Linked DNA regions of Mus musculus: regions 1, 2, 3, 5, 6 and 7 are each linked to region 4. The links are chromatin loops, found by intact Hi-C in ENCODE. Cell type or tissue: left cerebral cortex. All regions are shown on one strand. Links, peaks and the distances in the headings refer to the core of each region. The heading gives the core; the rest is flanking DNA.

Region 1 (4,353 bases), core at 94-4,093, 160 kb after region 4:
TGCTTGCATCTCAGCAGGACGAGAATCAGACTCTCTCCCAGGTCTCTTCCTCCCCCCCTTTTATTCATTCTGGACTCTGAACCCTTTCATGATGCCACTCACATTCAGGATGAGTCCCCCCCCCCCTCCTCTGTTAGAACTTTCTGGAAATGCCCAAATGCTTATGCCTGGAGGTGTGTCTCCGAGGTGACGCTCAGTCCAGGTGGGTTGACCGTGCAGATTAGCCATCACACCTTGGAAGGCAGGGCAACTGGCTCTCACCAGCAAACTCGCTGAACACTTGACACATTGCAGGCACCAGGGTGGGTACCAAAAACATGAAGAGGAATGAGCCACAGTCTCTGCCTTCTGGGAACTCAGTCGCCCCAGCGCTATGTGCACAGAGACTGCTAATAAACAGTCAATGGGTAGTTCCAATCAATAGTCCTGGTGGTCGTATGAAATCACAGAAGGAACCAAAACCTTTACGTCACAAATGATGCTTGTGAGCGAGCTGAAAGACCTCTCGTCCTAATGCAGATACAGCCTGCAATCGCTATGTCAGAATGACTTAAAGTATGGTTTGAGGCAGGTAATAAGAATCTTTTATAACAGTAAAATGTTTTAGCTGGCTCATTATGAGTAAGCGAAGTGTCTGGGCAAGACCAGAAGCTTTGGAAATGTCACAATTTTGCCCCTGGCCTTAGCAAAGTGCGATGATTTATCAGTGGCTTGTTCTTCGTATTTGTAAAATGGAGATAATACAAAACTATTATTCATGCATCATAGTAAAAAAAAAAAAAGTCCCCTGAAGACAGGAAATGTAAAAGCCACATTAGAGGCGTGCTTAATAATTCAGAATGCAGTGTGAAAGACGATCCGCTGTCTTTAGCTCCCTGTACCTAGGCGTTTTCAAGGAGCACAGTGCCAAAGTCCATTAGTGCTGGAAATGGGCATCGATGTGACGGTTGGGTCCCTGAGGCTGAACCGCTGAAATCAGATGTGTAACAGGAAGGCAGGAAGCTAAAGTCTGCTGCTTTGACTCCAGTCGGTCGCACCAAGTAAGAATTTTCCCGACACCTTCCCTTTAGAGTCTTCTGTTGGCTTGTGTGTTGGAAATGGTGAATGGCGTCCACACTCAAGGTTGCTGCGATTCTAAAAGTGCTAATAACGTTGGCCTCGATGCTCAGCTGTTCTTGATATCAAAGCATGATAACAGAGGCTGGGCAGGCCTGGTGTGACGCTGTGACTTACTGTCTGGGTGACCACAGAAATGCCTTGGTATATCAAGGTTCTCTCTCCGTAAAGGATGGTGCCATCTCACGGGAAAGAGAAGATGGGGTATGGTAGCTCTGACCTCAAAGTGACTCCAAAGGCACATGCGTTAAAGGATTGGTCTCCAAACTGTAGCACCACTGGGCGACCTTAGGAGACAGCGCCTAGTGGGAGACTTCTAGGGATATGCTTTGAAAGGGCTGTTGGAAAACCAACCCTTCCTGCTTCCCTCTTTCCTTATGGCTACTGTGTAGCAAACAGGCCTCCTTTGTCATGTCCTTCCATGATGCACTGCCTGGTCACCAGCCCTAAGGCGATGGGGCCAAGTGACCCTGCACTGGAGCCATGAGCTAAAATAATCCTTTCGTCCTTAAGAGCTGGTTTGCCGGGCATTTTATCCCAGTGACAGAAGACTAATGAGAGGAGGAATAGCCAGGGAGATAAAGAACTTGGACACCAGGCCTAACAAAAAGCAAAGAATAGCAGCCATTCAGTAAACTTCAAACGGTATTAACTTCGAACCTTTCAGAATAATGACTAGGGACAGAACTGCACAGAGCGTGTGACAAAGGACATAGGACCGCTTGTCCGGCTGTCTTGGGACCAGTGGATTGATGAAAGCCTGGTTAGACCCAGTATTTATTTATTCCACACGGTGCAACAGTGCCCTCTAGTGACAGATAGGTGAAGCTGCTCCCGGAGCAGGAGGCAAGCAAGAGGAAGAAAACTGCAAATGCTCTTGGACTTGGTAAAGACAGTGAGCTCTCCATGTTGGAGTTATCATATCAAAGAGCAATCTTTACCCGTGAGTCACCTTCAAAGACGTGACACGAGGCAGGGAAAATCAATAGGATTGTCAGGATTTGCCGCTATGCTGGAGGCTGCCTCCTTGCTCACTGGGAAAAAAAAAATCAGGACTCTTTTTGGACACATTAAATGTAACAGACGGGCAGGGATCGCTGGTATTCCACACTGGGGTTTGATTGGATAGGGACAGCGGGGAGGGTCCGAGCCATGTGTATCACTCATTCTATGAAAAGCTTGCAAACCACATATTTCAGTTAATGTCAAGGTCAGAACTTAGCTTGGAGGAAATCCCTTCTGTTCCTGCCTCCTTCCTCCTTACTGGGTGTCTGAGGAGTGTGACAGGATTGTGTGTGACATGAGAGAGACCCTGGAAGGTCCCACACAGCACTACTCCAGTCAGTAATGGTGACTGCTATTCTTTTTCTGTTGTTCCAAGGACCCAGGGACAAGGAAAGGAATGCCATGAGGCGCAATGACCCTTTTCATTGTTTGGCTTGGAGCACAGCCTCACTCACTTCTTGTGATGTTCTACCGATCAATTATATCATTGTTTTGAGACAAAGTCTCCTTCTCTTCCTAGGCTAGCCCAGAATATAGCATTTCGCCCAGGCTGGCCTTGAACTCACAGCACTTCTTCCTCAGAGCTCTCAGGATTGACTATAGCTTGACTATAAGCTTGGTCCTGGACTTAGGATGGTACTGAAAGGAAATATAGTTAGAAACTCAGCTGAGACGCAGACCTGAGACTGTCAAAACCACCTTCAAGGATGTGTGCGTATGTTAAGACAGATGAAGTGCTCACTCCAGGCAGGGCCATCACTCTTCTCTGTCGCTCTCAGCCAATGTGGATGTAGACCCTAATGCTTCACACTAGAGCGACTCTATCATAATTCCCTTACTCTTTTGTTTTTAGCTTGCTGACAGTGATCCCACAGGTAAACACTGTTCCCTGCTAATCAGCTGATTGAATGTGTCAGATCCTCAGCCTGGCTCAGACTACTATGAGAGGTGTTCTTATTCCAATATCCTAAAGTGAGTTCACTATCCCGAAAAGGAGACGGCAGAGAAATAGAAAAAGAAGCATCAAGACAGACATCCAGGGTGTTCGCTGGAGAAGAGTGGCAGAGATACGTGCTCGAGACTCAGGCAAAGGGCCCCACGTGCCCTCGATGCAGAAAGAATTGGTGCTACACACCTTCTCGTGGTACGGTCCTAAGACAATCCAGCCGCAGAAGGTGTACCCCAGGTAGATCATGCCAGCGCAAGCACAGAACCGGAGAACTTTGGGCAGTGAGGCTTGCATGGTTAAAATGAGCACCTGGAAGACAAAGGCGCGGACAGCTCGTCTCGGAGGATGAGAACCAGCTGGCAGAACTCAGAGGAGGAGCCCGTGTCAACCACAATGGCACTTCTGAGAGCTTACGTTGTACGTCTGAAAGTAACCCAGATATCTGATGACTCCAACCCAGACAAAGAGCGTCGACGTCCCGAGCAAGATGCTGCACACGTCATAGTTTGTGAGCTTCTGAGGAGGGAAAAGAAAACAGCTGAGCCGACACCCCAGTCCCCTTGGCTTGCTTACCTCACTTTAACAGATGAGAAGAACTGACTGTCCCCTACCTATGTCTATCACCCCAGTACTTGGGAGGCTGAGACTACAGAATCAACATGCATTTCCAAGGCCAGCCTGGACCACATAGTAATTTCTAGGCCAGCCTGGACTTCAGAGTGAGACCTTGTTTCAAAACAAAAATGAAGAAAAGGAAGAAGGAGAAAGAGAATGAGTGGGGAGAAGGATGAAGAAGAAGAGGCAGAAGAAGAAAAAGAAAAAGAAGAAAAAGAGGAGGAGGAGGAGAAGAGGAAGAGGGGAGAGGAGAAGAAAGAGGGAGAAGGAGGGGGAGGGAAGGGGAGGGGAAGGAAGAAGAGGGAAGCTTCAAATTTTTGGGTTTTATTTTAGTATTTTTTAGAACTTATTATTCTGAAATAGGACTTGCATTTGCCACTGGCCTAGGCATGAAAGGGCCTGGTGTTTGGCAAAGAACAAGCAATATAATCCATTGACTTTCGGAAGCAAACTCCAGTGTGACTTACAGACACGAGTTCCTGCTCTCAAGGGATTCTAGGCTTCACTGAAGAGACAAGCAGCCATTTAATACAATATGCTAAATTCAATGAGAGATATGCTGCTGACACTTGTCCCAGAGGCCTTCGCATGGGGATGACCTGGAGCGCAGCGGGACACACAGCGCAGGCTGGAGAGAAGTCTACGGCATAGGGACAGAGTCTGAACAC
Region 2 (4,353 bases), core at 100-4,099, 220 kb before region 4:
CTGAGAGTCTTGCTCTACACTGAGCACTTCGTACTTAGGAGATCATGTCATGACAAGATGGAAGTCAGGGAGCAGACTCTTCTCTGCTGTGAGTGGATAAAGGCTGAGAAGGGCAAGGGGTTGCCTCAGTGCTCATGACTGGCAAGGAGGGAGCCAGGATTCCATTGCTGAGCCCCGGTCTCCAGGATTTTCAATGAATGCCAGTTTGGGTCTAGTCTGAAAACAGGTTTCCTGAAACAGGTAAACTAAGCATAAGCCTTCTGCAGGGATTTTCCAAAGATCATATGGAAGTAGAAATAGGCCAGGGAGCTTGATGGAGACTGTTTTAGTGCCTCTGATCTGAAGGGCAACAGTTTGTGAGATGGAAGGTTATGTAGGATTAATTAGTGATGTATCTCTGACAACAGGAATGCGTAACGGTCGAGCCACAGGGGAATTTGCTGCTTGACCTCACTAGCGCCTTGTGAATCTCTGCATTAACAGGCAAGATCTAATCCCACTCCGTGCCCTTTAAATCCATCGTTGCTGTGTTGCTGTTGATGCTCTTGTTGTTGATGATGTTGTTGTTCATGATGATGACAATGACACTGTTGCTGTCAATTTCAAATTAACACACCCCTACTATCTTTTAGAAAAACAAAACAAATTACTATGGAAAAAAGTCAGCCATTTCAGGGCTTTGGTGAAGAAGATGTAGGGTTTCTTAGTGCTAAACTAGATTTCCTTTTCTCTTAAAATGTTCATACAATATTTTCACAGTGGGGTGAGGGGAAGATTCCTGACAGGGTATCCAATCACACACATTATTGAATAAGAATGGCTGTATATTAAAAGATTTACTGGAGGCATAATTTCTAATTCTTTCTTGATGAAAACGTGCTTGTGAAATAAACGGCATAAATTTCTCTGAATCAAATAAGAATTCTAGGAAGTAAAGAATTTTTTTTAATCTTTAATATTTCTGCCTGTGAGCTATTATTGTTCTCTGTAAGAGAGTGGAGCAATTATTCTGAAAGTATAATCCTTTGAAAAAGAATTCTCTTCATTTTGGTGCCTCTGTATTATTGGTTTGGGTCTACATATATGCATATATGTTTGCTAAGTAGATATAAACAAATGTACATAGCTGTGCATGAACACATGGTACACATATGCACTGCCAACATGCCCAGATATTAATGAGCCAAGCTAGGTCTCTTGTATGAACTGCTATGTAGAAATATACTGGCTTGATTTTCAAATCCATTGCATCTCTTCCTCTTTATAAAAATACGGAATGCATAAAGTATTATACAGAGTATAATGTTTTCTTCAAAATCAAAGTAGCATCCAGGTAAGAGAGGGCCCCTTTTCTCCCGTTCTCAATCCGCTGCTACCCACGGCCTTCTAGACAGGATCCTTCCAGCCGCCTCTGAGAACATCATGTTCCCATTTCTGTCTCCTTGAATCAATTCACTCAAACAAAAGGTCGTCACAGACAGCAACCCAGTCTGGCTGATTTGACCATTTTAACGAAAATCAGAGTCTTTGTTTCTATGTCAGGAGATGCTGACCTGTGCCACAGCCCCAGCCCCCATTACAGCTTTTAACACCCTCACAGCCTTCCATCCCACCACCCAAGCCACCCCCTGCCACCCCCAATCAGAAAGAGACTGGACAGAACAGAGAAACAACAAAAAGACAACCAAGGATCCCGTCCTATGGCAACACGCCTCAATTATACTGGCAAAAATAGCTATTTTAAAAAATAGCAACCACGAGGGAGAAAATGTATTGATTTTTTTTTCATTATTTTTTCCTCCTGTTGCTAGGATGTAGTCATTATTAAAGAAGACTTGTTGCCTAGGTGAAAAAAATCTTCCCAGAGTAAAGGAACAGTGCGCCCCCTGCTGACCAGAAACGTACGCTGTTGGATTTGATTTCCGGGGCATATTCATTGTTTTTCTTGGTTTTGTTTTGCCTCCTCCAGCCCCAAGTTTAAAACAAAACAGATGAGGTTAGACACTTTGATCAGACAGCTTCGAATTTCACCTGCAAAGTTATATTCCAAGGATTTCAGAAACACACATAAAAGAATCTAGAGAGGTCCCTCCCCAGCCCCCCCCAGCCCCCCTCCCCCATTCCATAGACATGAAGGAAATCTGTCAAGGCCCAGGTCTTCTGCTGCCTGTGACTCTTCATCTCTAGTTTTTTAACTTGTGTTGAGCCTGGCACTTACGGTGGCTCTGACCTACTGATTTTAGTTATTTGGCCATCAGAACTTGTGGGAAAACCCAAGACAAGAAAGTACTTGTATTGCTAACAGGTAACTTTTGATGATCACTTAATACTCATAATAAAAGAGAGAGAATTCCATAGAAATGTTGGTTTCTTTCTCCCTGGGAATAATTGACTTCTAACATTAAAACCAAGGAAGGGCAGAAGTGGGCCCATCACAGTTTAGATGTACACGTAAGCCCACACGACTACACTCTGCCCATGAAGCTATTGTCTAACAGAGCCTGACTCCGTAGCCAGGCTGAAGAATTATCAATATATTAATCTGTCCATCCAAGGTAAAATCATGGCATGGGTTTAATCAGCTAAAGAGAGGGTGTGGGAAATGAAAATGGCTGAGCTAGATGGACATTTGGGGTACCCCGCCAACGCTGTTTGACAGTATGTTAATGGGAACTGAGTCAGAGCACCCAAAGACTCATGAGGGCAGCTAGGAGAGATTATCAGAAGACAATAAAATTTCACAAGAACAGTGGGCAATGTCAAAGGCAAAGGGAAGGTCATGAAAGATGAGCCCTAATGACCTCAAGAGAGTCTGGTTAGAAATCCAACTTTAGTGTGAGCTTAAATGATAAACAAGAATGTAATGGCAGAAAGTAAAATAATAATAACAATAATGATAACGATGTAAAACTATCATAGTGATGTGAAGAAAACAACCAGACAGCACACAGGGAGAAGGCACAGGAGCTAAGCTTCCTAAGATTAACAGACGGGAGACTGAAGGTTAATAAGGAAGAGCAGCTGTCCCCAGTCCCTGTTGAGCAGAGGAAGAGGTTCGGGCGTTCAAATTTCAGCACCACCAATATTCACCACCATGGCCAAGGAAGGCATAGCTGCTGTGGGTGTAATGGATGTCAACACTGCTCTATAAGAGGTGCTGAAGACCGCCCTTATCCACAATGGCCTAGCACAAGGCATATGCAAAACTGCCAAAGCCTTAGACAAGCACCACGCCCATCTCTGTGCATTTGCATCCAAATGTGATGAGCCCGTGTATGTCAAGTTGGTGGGGGCACTTTGTGCCGAGCACCATATTGTCAAGGTTGGTAACAACAAGAAACCAGGAGAATGGGTAGGCCTCTGTAAAAATCCATCGAGAAGGGGAGCCACAGAAAGTGGTTGGTTGCAGTTGTGCAATGGTTAAGGACAATGGCAAAGAAGCCCAGGCCTAGTGTGTCATCGGGCAGTACTTCAAATGCAAGGAATGAGCCAATGAACAGGGAGGGAAGACCTGATTGGTCTGTCCGAGTTCAAGAGAATGTGAAGAGAAAGCAACAGCGATGATCAAGCATGCAGGCCGAGTCTTGGAAAAGAGGAAGCATGCATTTTCTTCTGGGACCCCTGGCAGCTAGGAAAGAAACATGAGAGATTTTGAATGGGGCTGGTGAGTTAGGGATGACGGTGCTGGGAAGAAAGCACAGAGCCTGGCTATATCTCCACGCCAGAGCAGCGCTTCAGAAGACAAAGAAAGGAAAACTGTCAAAACAATGATGAAGGCCTTGACGAAGGGTTTTAGTTCGGTGTCAGAGACCTGGACTGATGTGAGCAAGGCCCTGCATTGGAAGCATAGCACAGAGAGAGACAGAGAGAGAGAGAGAGAGAGAGAGAGAGAGAGAGAGAGAGAGAGAGGAAGAAGGAGGAGGAGGAGAAGGAGGAGGGGGAGGGAGGAGGGAGAGACAGAGACAGAGAGAAAGCAAGCTTATCTAGACAGTGTTGAGGGATAGGTATGGAGGTGGTTCTGATGCTAAGGTCCTGTTCCCCAATTGGTTCTTGCTCTGTTAGTAAAGAAGCGATGGGCCAATTGCTGGAAGGGATAAGGGGGACTTCTGAGTCTCTGTAGGCAAGCGGAGAGACATAAAGGACTTCCAGGTCCCTGGAAGCAAGGGACAAATGCAAGGGAAGAGAGGAGAGATGAGTTGGCCATGCTTCTGATGGAGATAAGTTGACCAGCCATGTGAGATCTAGAAACATACAGGCCATTCCTATAGCAGGTGGTCAGGGGCATTTAGCAGGGACTAGATGTAACTTAGCAACTAAAGTTTAGGGCAGGTGGGAGGTGCAGAGATAAGAATA
Region 3 (4,353 bases), core at 76-4,075, 270 kb before region 4:
CACAGTGGAGTCCCTGTCTTGCCTAGAGAGCTGACGTCCCCCTCACCGTCTGTCAGTTTCTCACACTCTAGGTAGCAAAGGAGAGGAAATGGGCTGCAACTTTGGCTGACACCATCCAGTTTGTAAGTGTGCTTTTGGCTGATAGCTCTCCAAGACATTTTCTTACTTAGTCCTCAGCGGACTCCAGAGTAAGTATCTCTGTGCAGGAGACTTTCATTTCTGCACCCGTCCTCACAGTTAGACATGGGCGGAGGTGAGGTTTAAATTCAGCCTCACACCACGCGATTCCGTGATTTTCTGCCCCTCTTTTAGATCATTCTCCATCTGTGCAACGTTTCTCCTCCCTGAAGCTCTTTGTCTCTTTTCAGTACTTCAAAAGGGCTTCCCAGGAGAGTAGAGGGATGCCGTCTCCCATCCACAGCGAGCGTTCGGGACTCAGCCTTTGAAAAGCATCTCCTCCATCCACTGAATAGTGAAGCATCATTTTCTGAAATGGCCCCTGTGCATCTCGAAAGTATGGTATTCCTTTAAAATTTTACAGGGCCTGCCGAGATGGCTCGGCAACTAAGATCAGTCACTGTCCTTGCAGAGGACACAAGTTCGGTTCCCAACACCCACGTGGGTGGCTCACAAGCACCTGTAACTGCAGCCCCTGCAGGGTTTGAAGCCTCTGGACTCTGTGAGCACCTCATGTGCATGTGCTTAACACAGAAACATGATTTTAAAAGGATAAAAGCAAATCTTTAAGAGGACAATTTTCCTATGAGTTGCTAGGAAAAAGTAACTCCAATCATTGCATTACACACAAAGTTATGGGATCTAAAATGCTTTCACCGATATCTCCTTCTGGAAAACAAAACCCCCGCCCCTCCAAATGAAACAGAAAACAGCCCTAAACCAGAACTAAAACAAATAGAACCCCTCAAAGGCGAATGAGAAGGTGAAGAGAAGAGAGGCTGAAGGCTCTGTCTCCATCTTCTCCAGTGCATCTATGTGACTTTGGTCCCCAGCATCTACTTTGCTCACCAAGCTTTGGCTCCTCCCGTAATCTTACTCATCAAGACACTGTTGTGTAGTGTTGTGTACCTAGAATCCCCAGCTTTGGCATTCAGAGTTCCCTCAGATCAAGTCCCAATGCCCTTCCTACCACAGCACTCTCCGTTTCCATGGAAACAGTGCCTCTGGAGGAGTCACTTCCCCTCTTCCTATCTTGATTTTCTCATCTTTGGGATGGAGATGGTAGCCATGCCTGGTTTTTTTGGAGTTGATGTGTTTCTAGGGTAACACACATGAGGGTTTCATAGAATAGCCGCTGTGTCCAAGATGCACTGTGAACGTCTCCAGGGTGACCTTGCTGCAACTGGCTTTCCCACAGCCACACTAACCACCTGTCGGATGCTTCCTGTGCCCCACAGGCTCAACGGACTCTGAAACCAAAGGCCTTCATCCTGCGGTCCTCCAGCCCTGGAGTGACACATATCGACCCTGGCTGGCCATCTTGAGATGATTCACTCTCGCTGCACGCTGGAAACAGGAGAGAGGCCTTCCACTTTCAAATGTGCTTTGGCACCGGATTCCCACAGCGTAAGTGCCTTCTGTTCCCAGGGACAGTCAACTACTGCCAGTTTTGTCCGAGTGGAAGCCAACTACTCTGATGCCCTCCTCACTCGGAACAAAACCAACAAAAACCATCCTCTTTGAATGTTGAAAGCATTTTTTTTTTCCTCCTTGGCACACATCAGACCGACTGGATGAAATCAGAGTGCTTATTTTATCTTCTCTGTTGGCAGCGCCCCAGCCTGCTGAGCACTGGTAAAAACCTGAGGCTTTCAAATGCATGGGGCCATCAACTAAAAATATGCCACCACACACACACACTCTCTCTCTCTAAAAAGATCCCAGTTTAGATCCAAAAGAAGTAATTCAACCAGAAGCAGTGTCATCTGGGTACCATGACATGAAAGCGCTCAATCAGCCTGTGACCTTGCCCCGGAAGTCCGCACCACACCTCCCTCAGCACCTCCATGGTCGAGGGTTAGTGCAACAGGAAGGTTTTTCACATTTTACATCACTAGAGTATAATCTCTTCAGCTCCTGGTGTCCTCCTACACACTCGGCAGACTGTGGTTGATCTCTCAGAGAAGCGTGCATCTACCGTTTAGCTCTCGAGGGGAAAGAAACTCACTTCAAATTACTAGGAAACAAGCCCAGAGCCTTACCTACGCATCAGGTGTCAAAAAAGCACAAAAAAGCTTCACTGAGCTGAGGTGGGGGGGAAGAACAGTCATGAAGAGGATAATTGCTTCCATAGTTAACGCCTCCAAAAAGTGGACGAAAATAGCTAAAAGGAGGATATTTTAAAACCATATTAAATCATTCTACTATCAAACTGCAAACTTGTAAAGGATAGAGGCAAAAAAAATCGACTAAGTCAGAGGTTCTCAACCAGTGGGTCACGACTCCTGGGGAGGGTCAAACAAACCTTTTAGCCTTTTACAGGGGTCACCTAAGACCATCGGACAACACAGATATTTACATTAGGAGTCATCTGAGTAGCAAAATTACAGTTATGAAGCAAGAACAAAAATAATCTTGTGGTTTGGGTCATCACAACACGACAAACTGCATGGAAGGGTAGATTCCTTAGGAAGGTTGAGAACCACTGAATTAGGTTTGTCTCTGTGGATCCATCCTGTGCCTCCAGGGACCTTCAAAGTCCAGGCTGTGCGATTCTGGGAGTGAAAGAGATGATGCCACCAGGCAGAGGACTAACTTGGCTTTACCTCAACTAGGCACAGAGCAAGGTGATTTTAGAACCTTGTGTCAGTCAAGAACTTCTCTTAAGAACCAAAGAGCTAATGTGGTACATCTACACAATGGAGTACTACTCAGCTATTAAAAAGAATGAATTTATGAAATTCCTAGCCAAATGGATGGACCTGGAGGGCATCATCCTGAGTGAGGTAACACATTCACAAAGGAACTCACACAATATGTACTCACTGATAAGTGGATATTAGCCCAAAACCTAGGATACCCAAGATATAAGATACAATTTCCTAAACACATGAAACTCAAGAAGAATGAAGACCGAAGTGTGAACACTATGCCCCTCCTTAGAAGTGGGAACAAAACACCCTTGGAAGGAGTTACAGAGACAAAGTTTGGAGCTGAGATGAAAGGATGGACCATGTAGAGACTGCCATATCCAGGGATCCACCCCATAATCAGCATCCAAACGCTGACACCATTGCATACACTAGCAAGATTTTATCGAAAGGACCCAGATGTAGCTGTCTCTTGTGAGACTATGCCAGGGCCTAGCAAACACAGAAGTGGATGCTCATAGTCAGCTAATGGATGGATCACAGGGCTCCCAATGGAGGAGCTAGAGAAAGTACCCAAGGAGCTAAAGGGATCTGCAACCCTATAGGTGGAACAACATTATGAACTAACCAGTACCACGGAGCTCTTGACTCTAGCTGCATATGTATCAAAAGATGGCCTAGTCGGCCATCACTGGAAAGAGAGGCCCATTGGACATGCAAACTTTATATGCCCCAGTACAGGGGAACGCCAGGGCCAAAAAGGGGGAGTGGGTGGGTAAGGGAGTGGGGGTGGGTGGGTATGGGGGACTTTTGGGATAGCATTGAAAATGTAAATGAGCTAAATACCTAATAAAAAATGGAAAAAAAAAAAAGAACCAAAGAGCTGCAGTCCCCATGTCAAAGGATGAAAACAGCTGTCTTAGAAGTGATTATCACCTCTCAGATCTCTCTTCACACACACCCCCTTACTTCTGTTTGCCTAGCTTGTCACCCTTAAATCTACCTGCCCTGGCCCTGGGCTTGGTCACATCACGTCCTTTCTTATCTCTGCCTCTCAGTAGCCTTCCTATCAGTAAGCGGGGCGGGGGTGGGGTGGGGTGGGGAGCTTTCTTTTTCTAATATCTAATACAGTATCTCTTATCTGCAACCCCTCTTTCGCCTTCTGCTTTTCTATCTAGCTTTGTGTTAGCTGGTATACTTTTGTTGCTGTGTTTGCTTTGTTTGTTTTGTGGTTAGAGTCAGAATGGGAGCCATTGGATGCTTTAATAATTGTGAATTTTAATTCAAATAGCTCAAAGGCTTGGGAGCTAATTTAGTTCACATTAGTGATTCAGGCATCATAGTGGTACACAAGCTCAGCTAAACTCCTGGTCTAGCAGAGCCTCAGGAGAGAATGCCTTTATCTTGAAGATCCAATGGCACTTGCACTAGCAGCTGATGCTGTATCTTATATGCAGAGAGCCTAGTTCTCCTATCAGGGCATGGGAAGTTACCAACAGCAGAGCAGTCTTTGACCTTAGGACTG
Region 4 (4,353 bases), core at 171-4,170:
TGGAAAGCCCTGCCCCTAAGCAATCCTGTACAACCCCTGTCTACTGCAGTCTGCTGCTTCTCTCCCAAGCAGAGGTTGCCTCCCTCCTGGGGTTCTCCCTCCCAACAACTCTCTTATGTGAGGGTTGTTGCCCCCTGCCACTTGGTGGTATTCTTGGTTCCCAACTCTAAGTGCCCTGGCTCCGAACAGAAAGGCTTCCCTATAGAAGTGTCCCAGCTCTCCTTCAGTTGCAGGCGAAGGATTCCCTTATCCAAGTTCTGCTCTGAGAGGTATCCTAGCAGTTCGGAGACACCATAAAGGAATACCATAAAGCATAAAGCCACGCTGTACAACAAACCTCACACAAGAGATTGTCGGGAGGGAAAAACCCAGGAGGGAGACTGCCTCTGCTTGGGAGAGAAACAGCAGGGAACTAGGCAGAGCACAGGATTTATATATAGGATTTGGGGTGGGGGTGGAGCTTTCCTGGGTGAAGGTTTCCAGAATGAGGATTGGTGAGATTTCAATTCCTGAGCTTGGGTGAGCTCAGGATTGGTGGGTTTTCCTGTCCAGGGACTGGTGGGTTTTAGTGTTTAATGATTGGTGGGTTTCTGTGGAAAGCCCAGGCAGGGATTGGTGGGATTTTGTTTCTTGGCCCTGGCCTTGGGATCGAATCAGGATCAAGTTTGTCCTTTGTCCTTTCATTCTTACACCAACATCCAGGACACCTTTTCATCCAACCTGCAGTACTTACACTCTCTCGACCCTGACGACACTAAATCCACACCTCATTTTATATACATAATACTTCCTAAAATTGGGATCAGTTGCAGTTCGTATCTGTTTCCATCACTGACAGTAAACATCATGAGGGCAATACGGTTTTACTCACTGTTGTACGCCCCTGTCTGTGACTGTGACTGTGACTCACACACAGCAGGTACTTCGTCAGTATTTGACATGTACAAGGAAGAATGATGAAGATCTGTCACCAGTGTTCTGTGCCACATAGTTGGCACTTTCACACTCCTTACCTTCTCTGCCTGTCACTTCAGCCAGCCATCCCTCCCTCCCTCCAATCCATCCATTCAACCATTCCCTCATTCCATCATCCCAACCCATCCCTCCCTCTATGCAAACAACCATCCATCCATCCGTCCATCCATCCATCCATCCATTTATCCATTCAATAATCCCTCCCTCCCTCCATCCATCTAAGCATCCATCCATCAAACTAGCCCTACCCCCACCCACCTGCCAGCCATCCCCCCTCCTTCTCCCATTCCCTTTTCACTTATCCAACACTCTCCTGTGTTGCTGTGCCAATCAATGTTATTAAGACGGGTGAGGCTACCCTGCCTCCGGATCTGAGAGACTGCTGGTGCAGCAGCCATGTAAGAGTAATGACAACAGAAATTGGAAATGCCACAAAGAAGGCTACTCCCCAAATCTCTGCTCTCATAACACCAAATGCTTTGCTTCCCTCGAACTTTTAAATTGTTTCACCCGCAGTGGCTGTGCTGCTAGACTCCATGGCCTAAATCTGTGTTGTGACAGCAGCCATATAAAAAGTATTAAATTGTTATAATACTAAGTAGGCTTTTCAAAATGTTTACACACACCAAAAGCCACAAATAATAAACAATTCACAAAGGAAATGGGGAACAGTTCTGTAGTGTGAAGCACAAACTGTGCAAATTGAATAGCCCCACCCCTCATCCCATGCTTCTCTCTAGCTAAAAATAAAGAGATCTGACCAGAGCCTAAGGTTTCTTTTTCTCCATGAGCCCTGACACGCACAGCCTTCTTTTCTGCCTGGTGCTCAATCCCTCCACCCCTTAGGCTCAGCCGCGGGTCTCAGCCTAATAATTCATAATGAAGATCTTCCCGCACCTTGTATAAACGCAGACTCCATCACTAATGGCACCCTTCCCTTTTCATCCACATCTAACCACAAGCTTAATGTTTCTATTTATTTACTTATCTCTCTTTCTAGACTGTGAACGTCACCGGCTGCTGTTCACTGTGACTCTGTCCCAAGAGGTTTTCACAGTCTCGGCACAGAATAGTCATAAATGCGGTTTAAAGACAGGACTGTTAGGGCGGCTCAAAGGAGGAGCAGGGAAGCCCTTTCTCTGAGGCGCCAGACGGAGGCGTAGGCAGCGGTGGAACCACAGCGACCCCACGCTGCGGTTCTGGGAAATTGTCATGTCCCAGAAAGCGCTCCTCACCAGACTTCTCAGGCCTTGGAGGGAGGGTTATTGGCATTCTAGCATGGCTCTTAACCCATTAAACTTGATTCTTTATTCTTTTCCTTAATTAAAAAATTTGAAATCTGCCCTCGAACATCTCCCCACAGAGAAAGACATTTGGAAACATGCTGTGGCTCAGACTGGCGTTGCTATGGTAACAACCCCGCAACCATTTTGAAATCTTACATTTTCAGATTTCTATGCTTTAAAAATTCCTGCTTACATCTGCAGTTGCTTTTTTTTTTTAAAGCTTTCCTTCCTTCGATTTATTGTATTTACGTTGTTTCACCTTTTAAGTTGTTAAATAACATTGTTCAAATTCCTCAGCTGGGACTGGTGAGGCAGATACACAGCCCTGGAGCCTTCGTGGTAGAAGAGGGCTGCCTCCCACAATTGTCTGGCTTTTACACCTCTGCAAATCAATAAGTGTAAGAAAAAAGTCAAAATTGCCCAGGGAGCCAGCAGGAGGCTGTGCTGCTCAGAGAGAGAGCACACATTCTGGAAGAGTGACTGCATTGTACCCAAGCGTTCCCGAGAAGCAGTTGGAAGTCAGTTAGGTTCTAATCCACTCAGGCCTGGAAACTGCTTTCGCCAAGTCCTGCATTCCTGGCATTGTCCACCCAGTGATCTGCTGCCACCATATTGCGTGCCAGTACTGTGACCCCCGACTGCCTGTTGCACACACTTGTGTCCCATCATTACTCACCCCAGAGGACAAGAAACTACGGGCAAAGGAATCAGAGCATTCGGCACTTAATTAGGACGAGTCTAGCACGAATCCCCTGAAGGCTGCCCATCCCCGCTGTTGGGAGGAACATTGTCAAAGACCACTCTGCTAATGACCAGGGGTCCTTCTGGGTCTGGGAAATCAACTGTTGATGTTGTGTGATGTAGGACACTGTAAGAGGTGGAAGTGTTATAGTGGAAATACTGGGGAAAAAAAAGCCACAGAAAGCTTTCTGATGATTTACAGAGATATGAGATCCAATGAAAAAAGAGTGGGAGGAAGCCAGATGTCTACATCTTCTCACATACAGTCAAGTGGGCTGCCTCAGCCTTCTGGAAGCTTCCTCCCGCAAGGCCCAAAGCCCTGATGTCTCTTTTACTAGTGGTATGATTTTTTTTTACTCCACCCACTTCAGATTTTATTTTTTAAAAATAACAAGTAAGTGACGGTTGTTTCATTAGAGCGCGTGTCTGGTAGAAAAGAAACCCCATCTCAGAATGTACACTGTGAAAGCAGCTCTCTCGTTTTACACTCACCTGTCAGGAGCTTGCCTTGGAGCAGTTTGGTGAATAATTACGTATGTGTGCACACAAACATGCATAGTGAGGTGCACTTCAGCCACATATGATTAGGTGTGTATGATTCAACCTAAGGATCGCTTCAGAGTGCAGTTTATACTGTTACCTTGAATTGGAGTTTGAGTCTTAGGTCCACAGAGATGTGCTGTTTCTGGAATCTGACTCACATCTGCCCTCTACTGGATCCTGGCCTCCCTACACTCCCCTCCCATTTGTTGGTCCATGTGGGGCGTCTACATCAGAGTTTGCACTTTGCCTCAGCCTTTCTGTTGCCTTGCCCTCCAGCCCCACCTTTAAAGGAATTGAATGATGGACATAAGGGATGGAGGCGAATCCTAGTTTTTTATTCTGTGGTGGACTTCGTGGGCTTCTCATTTTTGGTAGTGGATAGAATACATAAAAGCGTATCCCACGGAGAAAATGTAAAATCCAGGGTGAAGTGCCCCAGCTTCAGAATGGCTGTTCTAACCACATAGACATTCATTGAGATACATTGACTTCAGTTCTGGTTGACTTTGGTGTATCATGTTTATTTTATTGACAAGTTATTTTTGTAATGAAGGTAAATAATCAAGGAGATTTAAAGCAAAGCTGTGGCACTGAGCATATTCCTCAGAACCAGTTTATTTAAGGAAGGAGCAGCCCCTCAGTTATTATGGAGTCTCAAATGTCCCCTACCCGCTCACATGCTTGAACTCAGCTACTGTAGCTATTTCCAGAACCTTTGACACTATGGAATTTGTAGGAAGTTGGTCAATAGGGGTGGACCTGAAAGGTGATAACCACTCTGGTTTTCATTAGACTCTCCACTTCCACC
Region 5 (4,353 bases), core at 189-4,188, 150 kb before region 4:
TATACAACAATTCAGTATAATACGTCTCATGTGACTCATGGACTGAATATTAGAGGTTCCTGCAGTTCTTAAACGCTTGTACAAATAACCCACACCCTGCTTTGCCTCTTAAAAGTGGCTACTGTATGGAAGGTAAAGTATGAGTTTTCAGTGTTACAGCATTTGGTTTTGTTCAAGATCAGCAGTTAGCATGAAGTGCCTGTTAATTCCTTTCCCACACATTTCTCCAAGTACCACGATGTATGGACTGTATCTCTAGGCACAGAATCCTAGGGAAGGAACGGTGAGAAACCTAAGGCTGTTTGACTAACAGTGCTCCAGGCCGCTGGGGTGCACTCCTTTAATCCCAGCAGGCAGAGGCAGGCAGACCTCAGCTTGAGGCCAGTCTGCTCTACAGAGAGTTCCAGGAGAGCCAGGGTTATATGGAGAAACCCTGTCTCAAGAAAACAAAACCCAGCATTCTAAACAGCAACCTTGAGACTTAAGATGGAATGGCTGCTAGTACCCAAGCCACAGAGCAGCCACTATCTACCATCCAGGAGGTTGACACTGCAAAACTATTAGTCAGGCTTCCAAATGTCCTGACCTACCTGAGAGTTTGGTAAAAAAAAGCACTTGTAATTACCACCTAAACGAATACAATAGTAAGTTTATGCTAGCTTTAAAATGTCACACACAAAAAGCACCTAGCATAGGTGTGGTACATGGATGATATCAAATGGCACCTAACCTAATTTAGGAACCTAGATTAGACATGTAACATTCCCAAGTGAGATGAGCCTTGCCATGGAAACTTCAAAAACCTGTTTGTCTGTGGTGGCTCGAGTCATCCCAGTGAGAAGCCTTCAGAAGAATTAGGACGCAAGGCAAGAGAAGCTAGGAGGTAGCCACAGAGCAGGTAGGGTTTTCAAAGAAAAGGAAGTCCTCCTCTGGGAGCTAGCTCACTGCTTTGGGCCACCAGGGTTAAGTACCGCCACTGTAATTACTACACGTACCTGTCTTTATTTCCTCCCCCAACCCACTATTTTTTTCCTTCCTGGCCTACTTTATGACAGTTATTATATATGAATGATGATGATCAATAGATCACTTCAAATTTCAGAGCTCTAATCTGGCCAAGACTAAGTCACTTGGATGAAAAGTGAGAATATGATTAGAGTCCAAACCAAGACTGATTGGGCGTCTCCCTACCCTCCTCCTATGGTTACCACAAGGAAGTTGAGCAGTCTCTGACATTTCTACTTGAGAAGAAAGCTAAATAGAAGCCTTCTCCAAAAGCACGTTAGAAATAAGGACTAGCCTGCTGAATATAAAATCAAATCACCTTGGAAACTGGCAGGGTCTAGCAAGGCGACTTATATTCTTGTTTCTTTTTATAATCACCGGGAAGTGTTTCACATGTAACCCGACCTATTACGTCAGAAAGAGGCCAAATCCGTTTAGGAGTTGAAAAAAATAAACCAAACGGTCCTTAGAGCCAAAGCGTCTGAATGCCTAGCTGTCTACCAACAAGGACAGCCTTTCCCTAAAAGTCAACAGCCCAAGACCCGACCCCCCAACCAGACCGCAAGCTCCCAGGCCAGCGGCCAGCGGTTTCTCGGGTAAACAGACACCCCAGCAAGGTCAGCCGAGCACGCCGCGGCGTCTGCTGCAAACACCTCTTTGTTCGAGGCTGGACCCCCACAAAGGTGGAGTCCGGAGACTCCCGGGACGATCCGCAAACAAAAGTTGCTCATCAGGCCGCCATCCGGAGCTACCCAGGCGGACTCGTGTGTGTTCAAAGGACGAGGGCTGGGAGTGAGCCTGGGTGAGACGTGCGAGACGGAAGTCGCTGGCGAGACCCGCCGGGGCCGCCGAGAGTCGGCGGGCGGCGGAAGGGCGGGCCCCCTCCTCGCCCTCGGCCCACAGCCCGGCCAGAGGAGCCGCGTGTCGGCTCGCGCTTCCCCCCAACCCCGGGGCCCACCGCCCGCCCACGCCCGCTCACCTTCACGCGGTTGAGCCCGGCCTCCAGCCGGAGCTGCTGGACCACCTTCTTCATGGCGGCGACGCTAGAAGAACCCGACATGGCGCTCGGGACAGCCGGGCCGACTCGTCAGTCCGGGCAGGGGGCGGCAGGTCGCGGGACGGCGGGGGCGGGGCTCCGAACTTCGTCGAAGTTTCCGGGGCTGTGCGCGCCGCGCATGCGCGCCGACGCCCCCTCCCCCTCCCCCCGGGACGGCCGCGGGCTCCCCCCGCGCGCGCGAGAGAGAGAGAAGGGGCGGAGCGGCCGGTGGGCGCGGTGGCGACGGGGGCGGTGCGGCCCGACGCCCGGCCGGCGCCTTCCGCCTCTGGAGGGGCTGGGTAGGGCGAGGTAAGAGGACGCCCCGGGGCGGACTCGGGAGCGCGGGGAGGGAGGTCCGCGACCGACGGCGGGGTGAGGGACGTGGCCGCGCTGCCTCGGGGCGTCCGTGACACGTCCCAAGTCCCGCCAGCTCAGCCCTGTGTGAGGCGCCCTCGGGTGAACCGGCGGCGCCGGCCGCAGCTCGCCCAGCCCGGGGCCCAGGGCGCCGTAACGGACCCGGGCCGCGGGACCCTGGACGGTCGGAGGCTGGCCTGTCGCCGAGAGGTGCGAGCCGCCCCGCACAGCTTCCTGTTAGCCCTGTCTTTCTGGAATCTGTCCCCCGTGCTTTTTTAAAAAATAAAGCGTTCGCGTTCGGGGATCGTTTGCTCTTTTGATGTCCCTGTAATTGCTGACTTCGTGCTTGTAACTGATGAACCCCAGAGGGGTTTTCAGAAGGACTCAAAAGTTTAGTAAGATTTAAATTAGTCCTGTTGAGACCTAACATCTCTAAACAGGAGGTTCGTCGTGAGTGCTGTTTCTTTGGGATACTGAGAAAAATGACATGGTTTGCTCTGGGCCAACACATCGCGTTACTGAGCAGTTAATATCAGTTTGGGGTTTTACCCAGTCCTTAACAGTGACCATCTAAGAAACTTGGGTTTGAATTTAGCCCTGGTGTGCTTGGGCAAGCCGTTTAAACTGCCGAAGTTAAAACGCTCCCTGGATTTCTTGGAAAAAAAAAATGAAACGAAATGAAATTATATGTGTAAAGAATACGAAAACTGAGGCTGGAAGATGGCAGTTAGAGGACTGGGGAACTGAGCCCTCGTGCAGAGGACCTAAGGTCACACTTCCCACCACCCACACTGGGCAACTCAAAAGCACCAAGTCCTGGGCTACTGTCACCCTCACTGGAGTCTGGGAACGTTTGCATTCACACACGTACATTAATTAATACATAATTTAAAAAGTGAACGAACAAACCATATTGTTTGAGACAGGGTCTCACTTTGTAGTTCTGGCTGGCCTGAAACTCCATGTAGACCAGGCTGGCCTCGAAACCCACAGCCTTCCAAGCATTGTGATTAAAGGCTTGTGCCTCCAAAATAAATTAATTAATGCAAAATGTAACACAAATATTTTACTTTGTGCCTTGTTACCTGTAATGTATGCTAAAATGCAGATTTCTAAGATTAACGTGTAACTTAAAGTTCTACTTTATATTAGTTACAATAATACTTAAGAACTATGGAATGTGCTGGAAGACATTTCAAAGAAGATTTTACATGGTACAGAACCCATTATTAAGGAAATGTTGAGGAATAAACAAATTTGTCTTAGTCTCAGAAAGTTTATTGTTTTCTTTTCCCCAAACTATTGAGCTAGGAAACCAGAGTGTATTGCTGTCTCACACACCAGATGCTATCATAGTTTTATGGTATGTCAAATAAGCAATACATATTGGGATAGAAAGGAAGGAAAATAAGATTGCCTTTAAATTCATTTACATTCGAAGATATGAGTATTACATACAGTTCATGAACTATCAATATCTCCTAGTAAAAGCTTTTTTAACCTTCCACGATGTTCTAAAATATTTCAAAGGCTTTACCATGTGTTTACATATTAGATGATTAAAGATAGACTTTGTTATCAAAATGGGCCCTGGACTTGGTTCTAAAAAATTCCTACAACATAGGTTTCCCAATTTTTTTTCCTGTTACATACATGCAATACATTTCTTTCTATGGCTTTGCTAATATGTTGTTGGTATAATAATTAGTTTTCATTATTGAATATGGAACTTATAGGGAAATTTTGGTAAAGAAATGTTTGCAAAAGTGTTTAAGATAGCCAATGAAGATTTGTATTTTTAGTCAACATTTATGCATATTTTCACCCATTTTTCAGGAAATGGGGCATTAAGTATTTTTACTCTAAAATGTTACATTTCTGTCCTCCTATCTTACCACATTAGCATTCACCTTATGCTATGAGTTCTGTCTTAAACTCCGAAGGCCAAAATGCTAAAG
Region 6 (4,353 bases), core at 213-4,212, 140 kb before region 4:
GAGGCCTAGCAGACAGACATGAGACCTTCTGTGTGTCAGGGCTTGATGTTCGTATTTCGCCTTCACTTCTACCACAAGCTCTTGGCTTCTTGGTCATTTCCATGTAACAAGCAACTGCCACCTGCTCTTGCCCCAAGAGCCACAAGCCTCTCTAACCATGAGCACCTCCCTGTCTTCCCAATCATGGAGTATGTTATCTTGATATTTCTTCATTTAGAAGTTTTTGTCAATAAACTGGCTTGAGTAATAGCCATCCACAGTTCTATGCTTAGCCAAAGATATTTTTGAAAAATTTCAAGCTGAATTATTTTGAGTCATTGATTTTATTTGGATGAATCATTGTAATATAGCTATTTATTGTCATAGCAAGGAATTTTCATTTGTATTTCATTTCGTCCAACAAGAAGGAGTTTATAATTTTTTATTGTTTAGGTTAGTATACAAAGGAATTTCTTGAAAATATTCTGTTAGTCTATTTTGTATAGAAGAAAATATCTGAAAAGGTTTCTTTGCTTCTGATTGACCCCATTCATCTCCTTCTGAATGGAAACCATCTTCATTAGAAGAGCATGGCTGGTGAGAACGTGTAAGTGTGTGTGTGACAGGGGAGTAAAGGAAGAGAGGGAGAGGTGGAGTCTGTGCTCCGAGATCCAAGTACCCCACGCTCTGAAACTTAAAATGCCGACATGAGTGCCTGCAGAACGCTTCCTTCATTCAATCATGATCTGGATGGCATTTTCAGGATTTAGTTAGCAGGGTAAATCTAGTCAGGCATGTTTTACCATTATAGTATGAGGAGAGAGGGTGAACATGTACCATGAGTTTGTGTTTCTCGAGAGGGAGCTAAGGATCTTTACGAACTCTATGTACAGAGTTCAGTGGACAGTGGAAGCCACCTGGAGTATTTAATAAGAGTGACAGGATTGAATTTCAGTCCTAGAAACACAATTGAGGCAACAATAAGAACAATAGACTTGGGTACTCCAGGCCTGATCTAGGAAATGACAGTTGGGATTGAAATCAGATCTTGATTTCAGGGATCAGGATTTCTAAGTCTTGGGAAGTATGCTTCACCACTGCAGCACTTTAAAGAGGAAATAAATGGGCAATGCCAGGACTTGAGCTGTGTTTTATTAAAGCCCGTGTTTATAGCACTGAACGAGAGGCATATTGAATTTTCACTGTTGATTTAAAACTAGTATACACATTATTAGTACTCTAAACCTTCACATGCCATTTCTTTGCTTAAATTTCTCTTAACTTTGTCACAAACAACTCAAAGTACAAATCTTAGTTTCAAAGTTACTCCCTTTCTGTGAATCTGTATATTTTCACAAAACATTATTATTTTTCAAGAGTAAATATAGAAATAGGTCTCTTGTCATGAAGATGCACAGATACTATGCTGCTATGCGTCTTGCTTTGTATTGATGGTAGGAATGACCAGAATCTTGTATTCCTACCAGAAAGGACCCACAGGTCTTCTACGTTTGATTATTTCTTCGCTTGGTGACTGAGGGTAGGTGAGCAGATTGGGGTTTTACTATTACTTTTAAGCAGCTGTTATGTCTAATGTTAATTAATTTAATATTAATGAGATCATTTTAAAAATTTCTGTTTGCTTGACATTGCCTATGTCAACTGGAAAATAAGTGGTAGATAAATTAAAATAAAAATCACAGCTTCAAGTTGAAAAGAAGTTTTTGTTTATATGTATTTGTGTTTTGCCTGCATGTACATGTTCCACATTCATGCAGCATCTAAGGAGGCCAGAAGAGGTCACTAAAGAATCCTTTATTCATACAACTAATATATTGTAAATCTTATTCTGGAAAATACGAATTTGTATTTGCAAAGTTCATGAGATGAGGTTATAATATATACATATGAAAACAGTGCTTGGGCTGAAGAGACGGCTCAGCAGTTAAGAGCACTGACTGCTCTTCCAGAGGTTCTGAGTTCAATTCCCAGCAACCACATGGTGGCTCACAGCCATCTGCAATGGGATCTCATGGTGTGTCTGAAGACAGCATCTATGTACTCATATAAGTAAAATAAATAAAATCTTTTTTAAAAAAGAAAAGAAAACAATGCTTTACTACTTTTCCAATATTTGAATTTTATTTGCCATTGCATGAATATAAACATCAGCTGAGGAAAGCCAACCTACACAAAATCACTTTGGAAATTCCAAGTTGCTGGGATCATTGGAAGAATCAAACGATTATTTTGGGAACCTAAAAAGGTAACTAGTACAAATGTTGATTCTATCTATTCTACTCTGGAGTGTAAGTAAAAGGATGTATTTCTATAATGATTTATATAATGATTACAGTCTTTTCAAATTAAGCAACAATTGTATAAGCAAGAGAATTACATTCACTAAAGATTAATATTTCTAATAATTTTCAATCGTGGTAGATCCATAGTAATATCTTATTTTACTATTCATATTAAATGTAGTTTATATTGATCATTAATGTGTTTGAAAGAAAACATAGCTCAGCATAACTTATATGTATATATGTGTGTGTGCGTGTATATATATATATATATGAGTGTATTCCTATGATGACCAAGGTGATCCTAAACTCCTGGGCTCAAGCAGTCCTCTGCTTTAGCCAGGAAAAATCTTAGGACTATTGATACAGCCACCCTCTAGCTTTGAGATTAATTTTAAACAATTTTAGTTATATTTGTGTTTTTATAACATCAAAACAATCATTAATATATGAATAGTAGATACTAATACTCACGAATCAAGTTTTAATATGTCTTTCAAATTTGTTATTCTCTTTTAAGTCCATTTCTTTGGAAAAATGATGATGAGGAGGAGGATGAGGAGAAGGATAACGCAGCTCTCAGCAGAAGGCAGGCCACACTGGTATGGTGACAATTTTACTTCAATGTACCATTGCAACATGAGAGATTACAACTGAGCTCCAGATTAAATATTTAAGTGTTTATTTATACTGCCATAAATATTTTCTTGTAATATCAGTATTACCACTGGTGATTCGATTTTTGTTTCTGCTTTTGTGAAGAGATAATATGCCCAAATGAGTGGGATGGACATGTTACCTACAGCAGCTTCTAGATCGTTGTCTTAAGTGTTCTCACTGTTCCTAAGGTACTATCATCTAATTGTCAGCTTTAGTAGCTATTTTGTAACTTAATATGCTGGTGGATGTATTTCATTACTTCTGCTCTTTAGAAGAGATTTCTTGAGTGTGTTGACAAGGTATATAATAGTTGATTGTTATCACCGGTTCTCAGTTACTAGCAGTGTGGCTTTGGATGCTGTTTCATGTGACTAGCAAAAGTCTAAAGAAGCTAATGGATACTATATCACCAGTTTATTCTGAAGAACTAATAAGACGTGGAGAGAATTTTGTGAATATACACAGTATGAACTTAGGACATTATTAAGATTCTAGAAATACTACATTTAGTATAGCTAACTGTCTTAGTTAGGGTTTTACTGCTGTGAACAGACACCATGACTAAGGCAATTCTTATAAGGACAATATTTAATTGGGGCTGGCTTACAGGTTTAGAGGTTCAGTCCATTATCATCAAGGTGCGAGCATGACAGCATCCAGGCAGGCATGGTGCAGGAGGAGCTGAGAATTCTACATCTTCATCTGAAGGCTGCTAGCAGAATACTGACTTCCAGGCAGCTAGGATGAGGGTCTTAAGCCCATGCCCACAGTGACACACCTATTCCAATAAGGCCACACCTTCTGATAGTGCCACTCCCTGGGCCAAGCATATACAAAGTATCTATTAGCAGGCACTATTTTAAGCATTTTGCACATATTAATTTAATTCCCATTTCTTCTGCAAACAATAATGAAACCTTAAGAGGTAGATATGATTATAAATCTTGATTGTTGACTTAATTTGGATTAAAATGTGCCTAGGAATTAGTAAGGAACATTTCTGGGTGTGTTTGTGAGCGTGTTTCCAGAGAGATAAGTGGATAAGATCCAACCTAAAGGAAGGTACCACATTCCAGCATGCTGGGGGCCTGTATGGAACACAAGGGAAGAAAGAGGGAAGTCTACTTGGTAGATATTCTTGTTCTGGTACCGGCCGGCCACTATGAAGCAAATAGTTTGCTGGGCCATACAGTCATGCTGCATGTTGCTACCTCATCATAGGAACACTAGTACTATAGAAAGCCAGCTATGGCCTGAGATCTCTAAAACTAGAGCTGCAGCCAATCTTCCAGAGATGATCAAATACAGGTCTTCTCAGTGGCTGAGGGGTTTCTGCTAACTTGACTCAGTGAAACTCTTATCTTGGCAATTCGCCCTTTGAAAGCCCTTTCCTCAGTCTTTCAGAAACTGT
Region 7 (4,353 bases), core at 227-4,226, 170 kb before region 4:
CAGGCGGATTTCTGAGTCCGAGGCCAGCCTGGTCTACAAAGTGAGTGCCAGGACAGCCAGAGCTACACAGAGAAACCCTGTCTTGAAAAACCAAAAAAAAAAAAAAAAAAAAAAAAAAAAGAATTATTTAATGTATATGAATACATTGTAGCTGTCTTCAGATACACCAGAAGAAAGCATCAGATCCCATTACAGATGGTTGTGAGCCACCATGTGGATGCTGGGAATTAAGCTCAGGATCTCTGGAAGATCAGTCAGTACTCTTAATCACTGAGCCATCTTCCCAGTCCCCTTAAATAATTATTATGAGTATTGTTTTTTATGTGTAAATCAAGGAGACTGTAAATTCAGCTTTATGACAACCACTCACTTAGCATCTACAAAGCCTGAGTCAGGGCCGTAGCGCCTTAAAAATAAAGCAAAATGCCTGATCATTTTCTCCCTCAAAATCCACCAAGAGGACTACATCTTACACAAAACACAGCGTCTTTACAAAACCCTCACAGAATCTATTCAACTTCAAGCCTCTTCTTCTCTCCTAAATTTTCGTCTGACTTCTGGTGTCTGTGGTGTTTGAGTGGTAGACTAGTTTGCTGCTGCTAAGGGGCCTCGCAGCTGGCCGTTTCCATTGTCTGGTAGGCGTTATCAGTTTATCTCAGATGAAAGGATTTTCCTGCATTGCTGCATAAGCATTAAGTCTGAGACCAGTGAGAACGTTGGAAGTGTGATGCTTCTTTGCTCTCTTTTTAATCTTGTTCTGTTTAGAAATTGTTCTATTAGAAATAATGTACAGTCGGGAACGAACTCTGAATTTTGACACTTTCTTTCTTTCTTGGGGGGAGGGGAGTTCGAGACAGGGTTTCTCTGTGTAGCCCTGGCTGTCCTGGATCTCAGGCTGTAGACCAGGCTGGCCTCGAACTCAGAAATCCGCCCGTCTCTGCCTCCCTAGTGCTGGGATTAAAGGCGTGCGCCACCACCAGCGTCCAGCCTTGGCACTTTCTTACATAGCTAATCCATAAAGCAAAGCGCTAGTTCCGGAACTTGGCGGCCCCGGAAGTAAAACCGTATGACCCGGGTCAAAGACAGAGAGCACTTCCGTTTCCGTACAGCCGTAAACAACATGGCGAAGGCCGGCGAGAAAAGTGTTGGTGGCGGCAAGCGAGGCTTGAAGAGGAAAGCTGCCGCTGAAGAGCCTCAAGAGGCTGCGGCCGCGAGCGATGGGACGGCGGAGAGCGGGGTGCAGCCCGCGAAAGCGGCCGCCTTCCCCCCGGGCTTCAGTATCTCGGAGATTAAGAACAAGCAGCGGCGACACTTGATGTTCACGCGGTGGAAACAGCAGCAGCGGAAGGTACGCGCGCGGGGTTGGCGGGGCACGAGCGCAGGGGCGGGGCCGGGAGCGCGCGGGGCTGGGGGGGGGGCGACGTGCGCGCGCGGGGTTGAAGGGGCGGGGCCGGGGGCGCGCGGGGTTGAAGGGGCGGGGCCGGAGGCGCGCCCCCAGCCCCTCGCTTGGCTACGGGGTCCCCAGCGTCAGCCTTTTGCCGGATGAGCTTGGCGTAGGGGAATCCGGCCCTTGCCTGCTCCGTGGGTTGCACTCTCTGGGAAGCCGAGGGATTTGGAACCGACGATCCAGCCTCTGGCCGGAGATGGCAGAGGGTCCGCCCCCTGCCTTTGCGCATCCCGCCTGCCTAGCGTTGGTGGTAAACTCCAGGTCCTAAACGTGGCCCCAGACTCTTTCAAGGAACCATTGGTGAAGTTTCAGCACTGTGAAGTGTCTGTCATAGCTGTGTTTGCTCTCTTCCGCCTTGTGCTCGCACTGAAAACTAGACAGACTTGTAAGTAAGCCTTGCCCAGGATCATGAGGCTCATTTGTGTCTAAATTACAATTTTAAAAATTCCCTATTACAGCATACACAGCAACTAACACATGATTTTATATTTGTGTTCTCTTACTGGAGGACCTTGGCTGGATCTTTTCGTAAGTGCTAGGTCGCTACTGGAGTTCTTTTTATTTATTTATTTATTTTTTAAAGATTTATTTATATGAGTGCACTGTAGCTGTCTTCAGACACACCAGAAGAGGGCATCAGATCCCATTACAGATGTTTGTGAGCCACCATGTGGTTGCTGGGAATGAACTGAGGACTTGTGGAAGAACAGTCAGTTGTGGAGGTTTTTTGGTTTTTGTTTTTTTGTTTTTTTCAAGACAGGGTTTCTCTGTGTAGCCCTGGCTGTCCTGGAACTCACTTTGTAGACCAGACCTCGAACTCAGAAATCTGCCTGCCTTTGCCTCCCAAGTGCTGGGATTAAAGGCGTGCGTCACCACCGCCGGGCTTGATTTGCAATTTTGAGGGAGGAATGTCCTAAAAGCCTTTTTTTTTTGGACTGAAGATCAGTAGGCACTACAGAATGTGTCAGACATTTTGTCTAGATTCAGGAGATTATAGTGTATACTAAGTAACAACTGAACATGTTTGCAACTTCCTATTGACCTTAATAGGTAGTTTTGGTTATAACCTATAAGAATAACTAGTGGTGACCTTATTGGAAATGTCCTGAGAACTCATCTCCCATTTCTGTCTATTTTCAGTGCTTTTCAAGAGAAGTAACCATTATACCCATAATCTTTAGAACGCATCCACTAGGGGAAAATGTACTTGTTCATTCATACGTTTAATTAATTGGAAGTATTATAGTAAAAAATTAAAGTTACTGAAAGTTTAAATGTTCAGACTTAATGTTGATTTGATGGAAGCAAAACAAAGAGCAAGCTCTTTGTCAAATGAATCTTCTTGATTAGCCTGCCCATTTGTAGTTCAATATTTTAGCTATTAAAGAAAAATCGATAAGTCTAGTTGTGAGTGGGAGTATGCACCTGTAATCTAAAACACTAAGGAGTCTGAGGCAGGAGGATGGTCAGTCAGAAGCAAGCCTGGGCTATCTAAGCAGACCTTTAAAAAGTTTCATGTGCTTATTTTAAAAGGTTATAGTAATTTCTCAGAGCTGACTTGTAGTTTCAGTATGAGTTTATGAAATAACTACTGGTTTCTCAATATTGTTTGCTTTTATCTCAAAGGAAAAGTTGGCAGCTAAGAAAAAACTTAAAAAGGAGAGAGAGGCTCTTGGCGATAAGGTAAGTAAGGTTTATAGCCTTGTATTTTGTCTTATGAAGTATTTCCTGATACTGTGTTGGTTTCTTCTAAGACATTTCAGATGTATAAAAATAATGTACTAAATCCCTTTGTACTCTGTACCCAACTTAGCAAATAGTGGTGACAACTCGTCCCCTATTCTCAGTAGCTCGCTCAGATGGAGTTGCTGGACTTCCCTGAGCTGTGCCTTCCTAGGTGCTTTGTGTGCAGGTGGTAAGCGCGGTGTGCTCAGGAGGCAGGGAAAGCTCTCCCTGCTGTTGGAACTGGGAACTCCCACTTTAGGCTTGGGGTTTAACTCTTGTGACTTGAAGCTAAAAGAACTACTAAATATTCCTGCATTGTTACAAGACGAAAGTTTTCGTTTTTTAAAATTTTTACAAATATGCTTAATTCATAATTTAGCGTGTAAGATTTTTAAAGCCTATGGTTCTCCTCCCCTTTACCACCTATAAATACCAAGTGAGAATAGGATTTCTGAGAAAGATAAACATATTCAGGCTGTGTACAGACTAAGCATACTACTTTTCATGCACTGTCCAAATAGGATCAGTTTAAAACATCTAAAGTCATCAATATTAGATTATTTTGACCTTCAGCATTCTAATACATCATATAATCTTATCATCGGATTGCAGCAAATTCATGTGCAGGCCGGCCTTTAACACATCGCTGGCCCTGGGTTGGGGTGTATGTAGGCTTTCAGCTGGTATATACCACACCCTGCCTAACTGAACACAAAAAGTCAGATTTTGGACTGAAAGATGACTTCCTGGAATTATCTTTAAAGATTACATAAGAGTCAGCAAGAGAACTCGGTAAGGTAAAGGCACTTGCTGCCAAGCTTGGCCAGCTGAGTGTAATTCTAGAGCCCACTGGGTGGAAGGAGAGAACCAACTTCCACAACTGCACACCTTACACACATCCACATCGCCCATCCTGAGTAGCACCTCAGTTCACCGTTCCTTCAGGTCACTGTGTGGCATCTGTGTGTTCTCCTAGTTCTGCTGTACTCCTTGCAAGTATGTTGATACCATAAACTCGGCGGCATGATAATTCTGCATTATCTGGTCATGTGGTATGCAGGGTGTTATCTTGATGTTTGTTTCCATTACAAATGGCCACCACATAGACAATTTATTTCTTTCCATAAATTAACCCCAAACAGAATTACTGGGTCGCTGGATAGACTTGCCACGTTTCTGAG

What was found. A loop is a pair of places that touch in the nucleus more often than their neighbours do. Peaks named below come from ENCODE experiments on the same cell type or tissue, not always from the same donor. Only the 100,000 strongest peaks of a DNase experiment are listed, where the experiment ranks them.
Region 1: it touches region 4 in a loop (4-fold over the local background); 17 of 42 quality-filtered maps call a loop at or near these places.
Region 2: a loop joins it to region 4, with 3.0 times the contacts of the local background. A loop is called at or near these places in 13 of 42 quality-filtered maps.
Region 3: a loop joins it to region 4, with 8 times the contacts of the local background. A loop is called at or near these places in 3 of 42 quality-filtered maps.
Region 5: a loop joins it to region 4, with 3 times the contacts of the local background. A loop is called at or near these places in 8 of 42 quality-filtered maps.
Region 6: a loop joins it to region 4, with 3 times the contacts of the local background. A loop is called at or near these places in 20 of 42 quality-filtered maps.
Region 7: a loop joins it to region 4, with 7 times the contacts of the local background. A loop is called at or near these places in 2 of 42 quality-filtered maps.

What each region holds. Positions count from the first base shown.
Region 1 is chr3:146,182,700-146,187,052 of GRCm38, reverse strand. Mcoln2 (mucolipin 2) reads right to left here. Exons shown (of 14, transcript NM_026656.5): 10 at 3,485-3,586; 11 at 3,257-3,379. Among named protein-coding and RNA genes, the nearest start is that of Mcoln2, 35 kb to the right of the region's middle. In left cerebral cortex, for the core only: a CTCF peak has its summit at 1,926 (motif pointing left); a DNase peak (open chromatin) is centred at 1,921.
Region 2 is chr3:146,562,011-146,566,363 of GRCm38, reverse strand. No RefSeq gene overlaps it. Among named protein-coding and RNA genes, the nearest start is that of Uox, 33 kb to the left of the region's middle. In left cerebral cortex, for the core only: a CTCF peak has its summit at 1,892 (motif pointing left); DNase peaks (open chromatin) are centred at 1,473 and 1,878; H3K27ac peaks cover 335 bases.
Region 3 is chr3:146,618,078-146,622,430 of GRCm38, reverse strand. All of the region lies in intron 4 of Uox (urate oxidase), which reads right to left. Among named protein-coding and RNA genes, the nearest start is that of Dnase2b, 4.7 kb to the right of the region's middle. In left cerebral cortex, for the core only: no CTCF peak of the experiment used is centred there; DNase peaks (open chromatin) are centred at 270, 1,147, 1,757 and 2,148; H3K27ac peaks cover 2,780 bases.
Region 4 is chr3:146,343,183-146,347,535 of GRCm38, reverse strand. It overlaps Gm40167 (a long non-coding RNA gene), which reads right to left and starts at 1,102. Exons shown (of 2, transcript XR_867699.1): 1 at 1-1,102. In left cerebral cortex, for the core only: CTCF peaks have their summits at 2,159, 3,528 and 3,729 (motif pointing left); DNase peaks (open chromatin) are centred at 2,114, 2,723, 3,291 and 3,695; H3K4me3 peaks cover 668 bases; H3K27ac peaks cover 2,179 bases.
Region 5 is chr3:146,497,652-146,502,004 of GRCm38, reverse strand. It overlaps Spata1 (spermatogenesis associated 1), which reads left to right and starts at 2,212. Exons shown (of 15, transcript NM_001316756.2): 1 at 2,212-2,350. It overlaps Gng5 (guanine nucleotide binding protein (G protein), gamma 5), which reads right to left and starts at 2,169. Exons shown (of 3, transcript NM_010318.2): 1 at 1,985-2,169. The coding sequence starts at 2,065. In left cerebral cortex, for the core only: no CTCF peak of the experiment used is centred there; DNase peaks (open chromatin) are centred at 1,385, 1,719 and 2,268; H3K4me3 peaks cover 2,102 bases; H3K27ac peaks cover 1,746 bases.
Region 6 is chr3:146,479,659-146,484,011 of GRCm38, reverse strand. Spata1 (spermatogenesis associated 1) reads left to right here. Exons shown (of 15, transcript NM_001316756.2): 7 at 2,152-2,245; 8 at 2,803-2,884. Among named protein-coding and RNA genes, the nearest start is that of Spata1, 18 kb to the left of the region's middle. In left cerebral cortex, for the core only: a CTCF peak has its summit at 1,773 (motif pointing right); no DNase peak of the experiment used is centred there.
Region 7 is chr3:146,518,164-146,522,516 of GRCm38, reverse strand. It overlaps Rpf1 (ribosome production factor 1 homolog), which reads left to right and starts at 1,094. Exons shown (of 9, transcript NM_027371.3): 1 at 1,094-1,348; 2 at 3,074-3,130. The coding sequence starts at 1,121. In left cerebral cortex, for the core only: CTCF peaks have their summits at 2,076 (motif pointing right) and 3,393; DNase peaks (open chromatin) are centred at 1,058, 1,739, 2,068, 3,339 and 1 more place; H3K4me3 peaks cover 1,970 bases; H3K27ac peaks cover 1,556 bases.